Linked DNA regions of Homo sapiens: region 1 is linked to region 2. A link is a contact called in ENCODE Hi-C or POLR2A ChIA-PET data. All regions are on one chromosome and are shown on one strand. The core of a region is the stretch at or near the end of the contact, and the rest is flanking DNA. Distances in the headings are between cores, read along the strand shown. Region 1 has its middle 68 kb from the start of LINC00954. Region 2 overlaps LOC124905977.

Region 1 (3,847 bases), core at 1,206-3,705, 120 kb after region 2:
CCTGGCTCTATGCTAACCCACAATGAGTTGTTACATGCTCTAAGCCCTGGTTTAGTGGGTCCCTTTCTTCAGTCACACCAAGTGTCCTGTTTGAAATGGGTGCAGGGACCTCAATCTCTCTCTCTTCCTCTGAAGGTCCTGAGGAAAAGGATCAGCCAGATTCTGAAGTGGCCCTGCTCTGACCACCTGGGTTCTGCAATCCTAAATGACCTGGATGCTGGTCAGAAGCTCAGCTCCATAAGGAACACAGTTTTACAGCAGAGCAGGGAGCCATTGACTGGGCCCCTCCTGACCCACAGAGCTTCCCCAACTGGCATGAATAAAAGTCACTCCAGCACTTGTACAAAAGCCGAAGAGTCCAAAACAGCATAATGGGTGCTATGATGGAAGGGAAGAAGGCTCCGGGGGAGGGACAAGGGAGAGGAGTTAGGAATAGTAGCAATAAGGTGTGGCCAGGATAGAGGTCCTGCAGCCCTGGAACAGGGAATCCAGGTCAGAGAAAGGGAGGTGGTGGAGCCAGTCTCGGATGAGTTCATGAGGAGGCAACGCTGGGGCTGGACCTTGAATGACAAAGGTGACAGCGACTGTTTATTGTGCATCTACTGGGCACTGGGCAATATAAATGCATTATCTCTCATCCTTACTAAAACCCTAGAAGATAGGAAGTATAAATTCCATTTTACTGATAAGGAAATTGAGGTCGAGATAAGTTCTCTGGTTGTCTGGTCTGTTAATGTCAAAGATAGGATTTGAACCCAAGTGCATCTCATTCCAGAGCCCACGCTCCTTCACTACACAGGATCTGGATAGGGAAGGGGTGCAGAGGGCAGCCCAAAGACGGGCTCCCTGCAGTGCAAAAGCCTGGAGGCAAGACCAGGGAATAGCCTTTGGTATAAAGGAGGTTGTGCATTGTCCGAGGACAGAAGCTTGTCTCTATCCTGGGAAAAAGGCACACTGCCTCACTCAGGCCTAGAGAAAGCCTGGTGGCTTGCTCCTCCCCAAACCCCAGTCCCTGTCCCAGGTTGTTTACCTCCAGTACTTATGGAAATATAAGTGCTCTCACCTGACTCGGAGGACTGCAATGAACCAGGCAGGAGCACACTCTATGAACCTTCTGCCCATCCAGCAGCATGCCTCCAGGGGACAACCAGCCCCCAGGGTTCCTGGCAGCTCATCTAGACATTTCCATTTGATGCTATGCAAATGGATGAGCCTGCCGCTGCCATCAGGACCACCACTCCATGCTGGGAGTTTTCATGAAACAGATTCCAAACCTGCCCTTAGGCAGACATGGCCAACCCCAGATCCCAGCTCCACCAGGAGATCCCAGCTGCGGGGTGCTGGAAAGGGGCAAGTCAGCACTCGCAGCTGAAATCTACCTCTGGAGTACAGTTCTTCCCAGAGCCACAGCACCCCCTGCCCATGACAGGCCTCTCGAAGGCCATGCTAACACCTGCCCACTTCTAGAAGCTGCATGCCAGAGAGGCTAACATACCCAGTTAACCCACAAAGACCCACACCCTGAGCCAAGCCACCAGCTAATTAAAACATTCTGTGAGTGACTTCCACGCAGATGGAAAAAAACTGAAACAACACAGAACAAAGGAAAGGAGAGACTTCTGTTTGGGTCCTGGCTGTCACTATACCAGCCATGTGACCTCTGGCAAGCCACTTATTCTCTGATCTTTTCTTTCTTATCTGGTAGTAGTAACATCCAACATTTATTTTTTAAATTTGTAGATCACAATGTACTTTTACATAAACTATTTTATTGAAGGTGATGCTCGCAAAACCTTGCGAGGTAAGAACTATTGACCCCGTTTTGCAGATGAGGAGCACCAGGGTCAGAGAGGTCAACCTCCATATTCAAGCCACACAGCCATTAAGTCTGGCCTGGAACCAGATCCCCTAATAGCCTGCCCTCCCTGCTGCGTCCACCTCCCACAGCCTACTTGGGAAGACGCTCCCCTGTGAAGCCTTCCCAGACATCTTGTCAACCATCATGGCATTCTCCCTCTCATCACTTCAATGTCTGGCTTTCTGCATTCTGATTTTCTACAGTCTGGAACCCTTGGGGCAGCTGGAAGGCTCTCCTGCAGGTACATTCACTGTTCACCATTCAAGCCCCCAAAATAGAACATTCTCTTCCGCCCGACCTCTGCTAGACCAAATGCCACCACCAACAGGTCCCCAAAGACAAAAAGTGGGAGAAAAACTTCTGGGCTGGCTGTAGGAATGTGCAGTTAAAGTAGGACAGGAAAGTTGAGAGTTTGATCTAGAAATAGGACCCTATATAGAAAAAAAGAAAGGAGGGGCATGATCCTATCGGCAACTGCCCAAGTTGGCCACAGCTGACAATACTGACATAGGAACACATTCTCTGATGTCCTAGGAGAGGGTGATAGGACCATCCAGCTGCTGTTGCACGCGCCAGGGACCACACCTGGCTCTGCAGCCCTCTGGGCATGCTGCCCGCTGGGTCTCGTGGGCAGTGCTGACTCACAGAGGCCAGACCAAGGGGACAGCCTGGCCCGGCTCTCAGCACGTCTGACTCACCGTCTCCTCCTGAGCCACTGTACGACATTCCTTCTCCAAGAAACAACATCCATCTTTTTTTTTTAACTGGCAGAAGAGCTTTTTCATGTTCTTGGGACTGTAAACCAAGCATCGAATTTTCCGCAACTTTTTCTAGTAAGTGTGCCTTGTGGGAAAGTTAAAAACAAGTCCATTTTTGGGCCTAAACATTGTTATAACTCCTGAGCTGCCTTAGTTTCTCCCGAGGTCGTTCACCTAGGGGACGCCAAAAGCAAGGATGTTTCAGAGATCGTTGATCAAAGTAGGCACAAGATTAGGTAGTCAGCTTTGCTTGAATGAGTGTTTAATATTTAATAGAAATCCACATGTCAGGCACTGAATAGTCATTGTGCATGTATTTCTCTAGGCCCTACCATAAGCCTGCAGAGTCAGAATTGTCATCCCTGTTTTAAAGCTGTGGAAACTGAGGCTCAGAAAGGTTAAGCAACTTGTACAAAGTTAAACATTGGAGCCAAGATTTAAGCTCATGTCTATCTAATCCCAAAACTTCTATGCCTTAACTAAACCATGCAGCTTCTTTCCTCTCAGCCCCCACACATCCAGGCTGAGAGCAGGTCATTCTCCTGCAATTCGTACATTCCTGGAGGTTACTGAGCATGCCAAAGAGTTTCTACGAAGAGAATCCCTTGGCCTCCATCTCTGGCCAAGCTGTCTGCTCCTACCATCCCTGCCCCTCCTGACTCCTGAGGCTAAAGCTCCCTGGCTGCATCTCCCGGAAAAGGCAAAGAGTAAAAAATCACAGTTCCTATGGGTGCTACCCAGCCAGTCAAGCAATGTGTCCTCCTGGGAAGTTACTAACCTCTACCAGACTATACAACAGCCCATCCTCAAAGCCCTACATGGACCCATAAAAGCAAACCCTGTACCGAAGGCCCCTGTAGGGCACAGGTGGTGCTTGGGAGTAAGTCTGCTCATTGCAGATGGCATGCTGATGGGCAGATGGCCAGGTGGGCACTGCCCATGTACAGAGAGCTCATGCTGGATGCTTTGTTTACCCCTTGGACCCACCCTCCACTGTTCTCTGGCCTGGAGGCCAACCTGGGGCTGGAAGAATGGGCTTCCTTGCCCTTTGTCCTCCAGCTGGGTCTGGCCAGTGGAAGGTACTGGCACTATAGCAGAGGGCAGGAGGTGAATAAGACCAGGCTACTTGCCCAGCTCCTCTCAGGCAGCCTCTCCTGAGCCCCACAGCTGCAAGTACAGGTACGGTGGCTGCAACTGTCCGCCCCTACCACCCACCGCCCCCAGAGGGCTT
Region 2 (4,171 bases), core at 1,297-3,796:
TGGGTTCCGGAATGCTGTTAGATCCCTAGCCAGAGACTCTGATTTCAGATTGGGACAGATTTGGGTAATTAGGCAAAGTCAGCGAGCCCTGTCCCGGGAGGCAAGAAGCCTGGGACCCACCTCTGCCGCTAGCCTGTTGTATGAACCTGGGCAAGTTCCTTCCCTTCTCTGGCCTTCCATTCACCATCTATCAAAAATAAAAGCGTGGGATTCATGATCTCTAAGGATACTTCCAGCCCCAAAAGTCTATGATTCCAAGATTCTAAAAAGTAGCAGACATTTACCCTAATACATACACACTCCAAAATCAATGGGACGCAGAAGTCAGTGATAAGAGATGACCATTAGAGAGTAAGTGAATTAGAGGATCCAAGAAACAATCCCTGACCAAGTGACACTGCTTTTATCCTCACTGCATTTAGCATCGTCGTGAGTCATTCTTCCTCACCATAAGCCTTCCTTGGCGTGGAGCAGAGTCCACCATCTGTGCAGAATAGCCTAGGGCTCCTCACCACTTCTCAGCCCACGCAAAGATCATTCTCCAAGAGCATCTGTTCTTTGGAGAAGGCACCTGGAACCCTTCTATCTGATCATCTCTACCCTCAGTGGTGAAGTTCCAGTTCCCATTATGAGCAGCATGTCTTGCAGGGTCTAGAAGATGCAGCAAGTCTTGCTACCTTGCTTCAGGTTAGCACACTGGCAGGTTAGCATTGGCACGGCGCCCTGGTGCCCAGCACCAGCCAGCTAGCATTTGTGCCGCTTTACGACTGCCCTTGCCCCGAAGAAAGTCCAGGCCTGGCCATTTGCTCCAGAAGCTGCCACGAATTCAGAGGAAAGACTGCACTTCCACTAGGCGCCGACAACTGCAAGTTTCAATATGCTGAACTGGCTCGGGAAAAAAATGGCACTTCTTTCCCAGATATACAATTCAAGTTTTTCTACTCCTCCCCTTTCTTCTTTTTTCTAGAAAACAATACTTGTCTTTCCTATAACGGTTCTGTTCTCTGAGAGTTACGACACAAATCACTCCTCTGGCGTTTCTCAACCATGTGTTGTTGTTGTTGTTGTTATTATTATTATTATTATTATTATTATTATTATTATTATTATTTACTATCTCTGTCCCCCACAGTAGCAGGAAGCAAGTCTGCCTTGATTACTGCTCTCTCCTCCATCTCTAGTACAGCTTTGGGTTCATCATGTTGCTTAGGGAACACTGCAGATGAATTGTCAAGTTCCAGGCTCCAGGCTGTTGGTGCTAATGGAGCTCTGAGGAGTGAGAACAGAGGTCAAGGAAGCCATCCTGGGAGGTAGCCCGCAGTTGGATTTTAAAAACCTGCCACACTTGGAGGGGCGGAGAAGAGCTTCAGGTAATCTATGGCGTGCCCCCCAAATGCCTCTCTGATGAAGATGCTCCAGTGTTTGCCTGGCCCCTGGACAGTCAGTGGGAAGACGCCACCTACACGTGAGTTGGGGGAAGCACCAGGACACAGAGCCGGTCTCCCCAGCCAGCTAAAAGGTTTAGTCCTTCCTGTAACTGGCTGACAGATCTGCTCAGGGCCCTGGTTTCCCATTTCCACTAAAATCTTCCATGCACAATACCTTTTATCTCTCCTGGACACACCAGCTCACTCCTTGTTGAGTAGCTTTTTTCTCCCCAATCTTCTAAATAAAACCTGCAGGTCTTGCCAAATGTTTACTCTATCATGCAATATTTAGCAACATGAGGGCCACAAATGGATCACAAATTGAGGAAATATTATAAGTTTGCTTTCAAATTCTGGAAGTATTTTCCAAATCATGCCCTTCTCCTCTCTCTCTCTCTCTCTCTCTCTCTCTCACGTAGACACATCATCAACCCCCTGACAATTTTGGCAGGGCCATCCCCAGCTGCCCTGGTTATAACAGAAGGCTGAGCAAGCAGTGCTGAGGGCATGTGGCTTTGGGTGGAGACCCCCATCAAAAGCTTGATGACAGGTGTGTCACTGCCTGGCACCCCGAGGGAGTGGTGTGTGCAGTCGTGTGGAGAGTATGACATTGGGGGAACCTACCTGTGAGGTGTGTGCTGGCTGGCAGTTGAGAGGCAGTGACCCAGTGTAAGTGGGAGCATGGGTATGGTGTGGTGGGTATGGTGTGTGGGAGGACCCGTGCTATGGAGGGATGGGTGGTAAAGTGTGTGGTGTGTACTGTGGTGTATGTGTGTGACCATGCATGTGCATCAGGCCGGATGTGTTTGTGTGTGAATGGTGTAGTGAGTAACTGAGGCTTGTGTGTGGGGCGGGGAGGGGTATGGGGGCGAGTAAGGAGGGCACAAGGAAGGGAAAGTGTGCATCAGAAAGCAGCTCCAGGGCGGCCAGGTCTCGGCTCTGAGGCCATCTCCAGGAGCAGGATTGCTGCTTACTCTGGGGAAGCCCAGGACTCCTGCCGTTGGTGGAGCAGCCTCAACCCCAGCCTCGAGTCTACAGAACTGTGCCCTGTGGCTAAGGAAGCTCAGTGTCTGTTGCCAGATGCCTGTGCCCAAGGAGACTGAAGCAAAACAATGAGACAAAATGTTCTTGTTGCTTTTAGGCAGCAACGATTATTCTGGACCAAGGGCCTGGGTAAGACGCTGGAGTCCTTGGCCCAAGTGAGGTTTGTGGCTGAATCTTGTGTAGCTTCAGTGTCTAGGGTCACATACGCTCTCATAATGACCTCAGCCCAAGGGAGACATAGTCCACCTTCCCAACCAACTGACAGTCCTTTGCTGCTGCCCAGAGATGACGGCTCTGTGGCAGGCTGCCCAGGAGCCCATGCTAAGGTCAGTGCTTCCGTCAAGAGCTGTCCCGGAAGAGGTGACAGTCGAGCAAGGCCAGCTCCAATCATTTCAGTTCCTTCACACACAGACGACTCTTTTGGTCACTCCCCTGGTCTGTAAGATTTAAACGTCATGCCCGGCCTCCACGGCCCTCGTGTACCTTGTCCCACTCTCCCAGCTAACCTGTGTTCCCTCCATGTTCCCCCACTCCAGCTAACCTAAGGCCAGAGAGCAAACTCTGGGCTTGTTCCGGGCTCAAGATGGAGTTCAGACAGTCCTCACTCATGGTGCAGCCTGCGGGGGCCTCTGGAAACTAAGCCCAGAGTCTGTAGCTGAAGCTGAACTCGGATGGGCAGGATATGGAGCGTCATAAATGACTGCTGAAGTGACACTCAGTTTTGAACTCCAGATCTAATATTTTTAAATGTTCAGAAAAACTGTTTGTGATTGGCTTTGAGGAAAGAGGCATCCCTGTGCCTTCCTTTTCTCGTTTAAAACTCCAACATGACAAATTGCTTCAAACAGCTTACTAACCAAGATGGCTCCACATGGGAATTATGTGGAGGAAAAGGCCTCAGAAAAGTTACTGCCAAGGGCAAATAACACAGAACACTTACCACAGCCACAGGCCAGGTACTGTGGGGGTTAGAAGACAGGTGGCAGCCAGTGAGGGGTAAAGGGGTAAATGGCAGGGCACAGTTCTGCATGGAGTGAATTTAATGCACACAGGAAAAGTCCTTAATGACAGAGCTGAGGCCTGCTCACATCTGTGCCCAGAAAGGTGCCACCCCCTATGGCCCTCTCCTCCCCCACCTCAGATCCATCATCTTTTATGCTTATTTGTCTCTTGGTGGTCCTAAGTCCCATCCAGGAAACAGAACAAGAAGGAAAATACACTTCTGGCCTCCCTTTTTCTTTCTCTGAAAATGGACGCCCAGCCCCTTTCCAGAATACAACCAGTTAGTCCATTTCTTAGCAGGCAATTAGAGTTAATCCATCCTTAAAGTATGTGTGGGAATAATCAGCCTCAAAAATCTACCCAGATTCTAAGAGACAGGCACAGGGAGTCAAAATATCCCCATCCAGAGAGATGAGCCCTCCCAGCTGTCTTTAGGGACTGTGGCAACAGCCCCCAGACAGTCTCCATGCCTCGAGTGTGGTCCCCAGCCTCTTCATGCTCCATGCTGATGCCCCAGTGATCTTTCTGAAACCCAATGTTGTTCCTCTCTTTAGAACTCTCCAAGGGCTCCTGAAGTCCTAGTTCTTTCACATGGCACCCAGTCTCTCCCAGTCTTAGCTTGCCCTTCCCACTCTTTATAGCCACCCCAAAGGCATCTGTAAAGGGCTCTTATGCCTCTCAATTACGTTGTGCTTTTT

The links. A loop is a pair of places that touch in the nucleus more often than their neighbours do. ChIA-PET counts read pairs that join two places held with the same protein, here RNA polymerase II (POLR2A). Pooled maps may share reads with other maps.
Region 1: a loop to region 2 is called in a map of right cardiac atrium, with 10 times the contacts of the local background. The contact joins two enhancer-like sites. A Hi-C loop is called at or near these places in 2 of 168 maps with a recorded cell type or tissue (Right ventricle myocardium inferior and right cardiac atrium) and 4 of 50 pooled maps. POLR2A ChIA-PET finds 5 or more read pairs at or near these places in 1 of 52 experiments (AG04450).

What each region holds. Positions count from the first base shown.
Region 1 is chr2:19,799,061-19,802,907 of GRCh38, forward strand. No RefSeq gene overlaps it. Among named protein-coding and RNA genes, the nearest start is that of LINC00954, 68 kb to the right of the region's middle. Within about 2 kb of position 2,456, at least 5 of the 41 ENCODE cell types and tissues checked have a DNase peak (open chromatin) inside an H3K27ac peak, as active enhancers do.
Region 2 is chr2:19,675,530-19,679,700 of GRCh38, forward strand. The region is part of intron 1 of LOC124905977; the gene reads right to left. Among named protein-coding and RNA genes, the nearest start is that of LINC00954, 190 kb to the right of the region's middle. Within about 2 kb of position 2,547, at least 3 of the 41 ENCODE cell types and tissues checked have a DNase peak (open chromatin) inside an H3K27ac peak, as active enhancers do.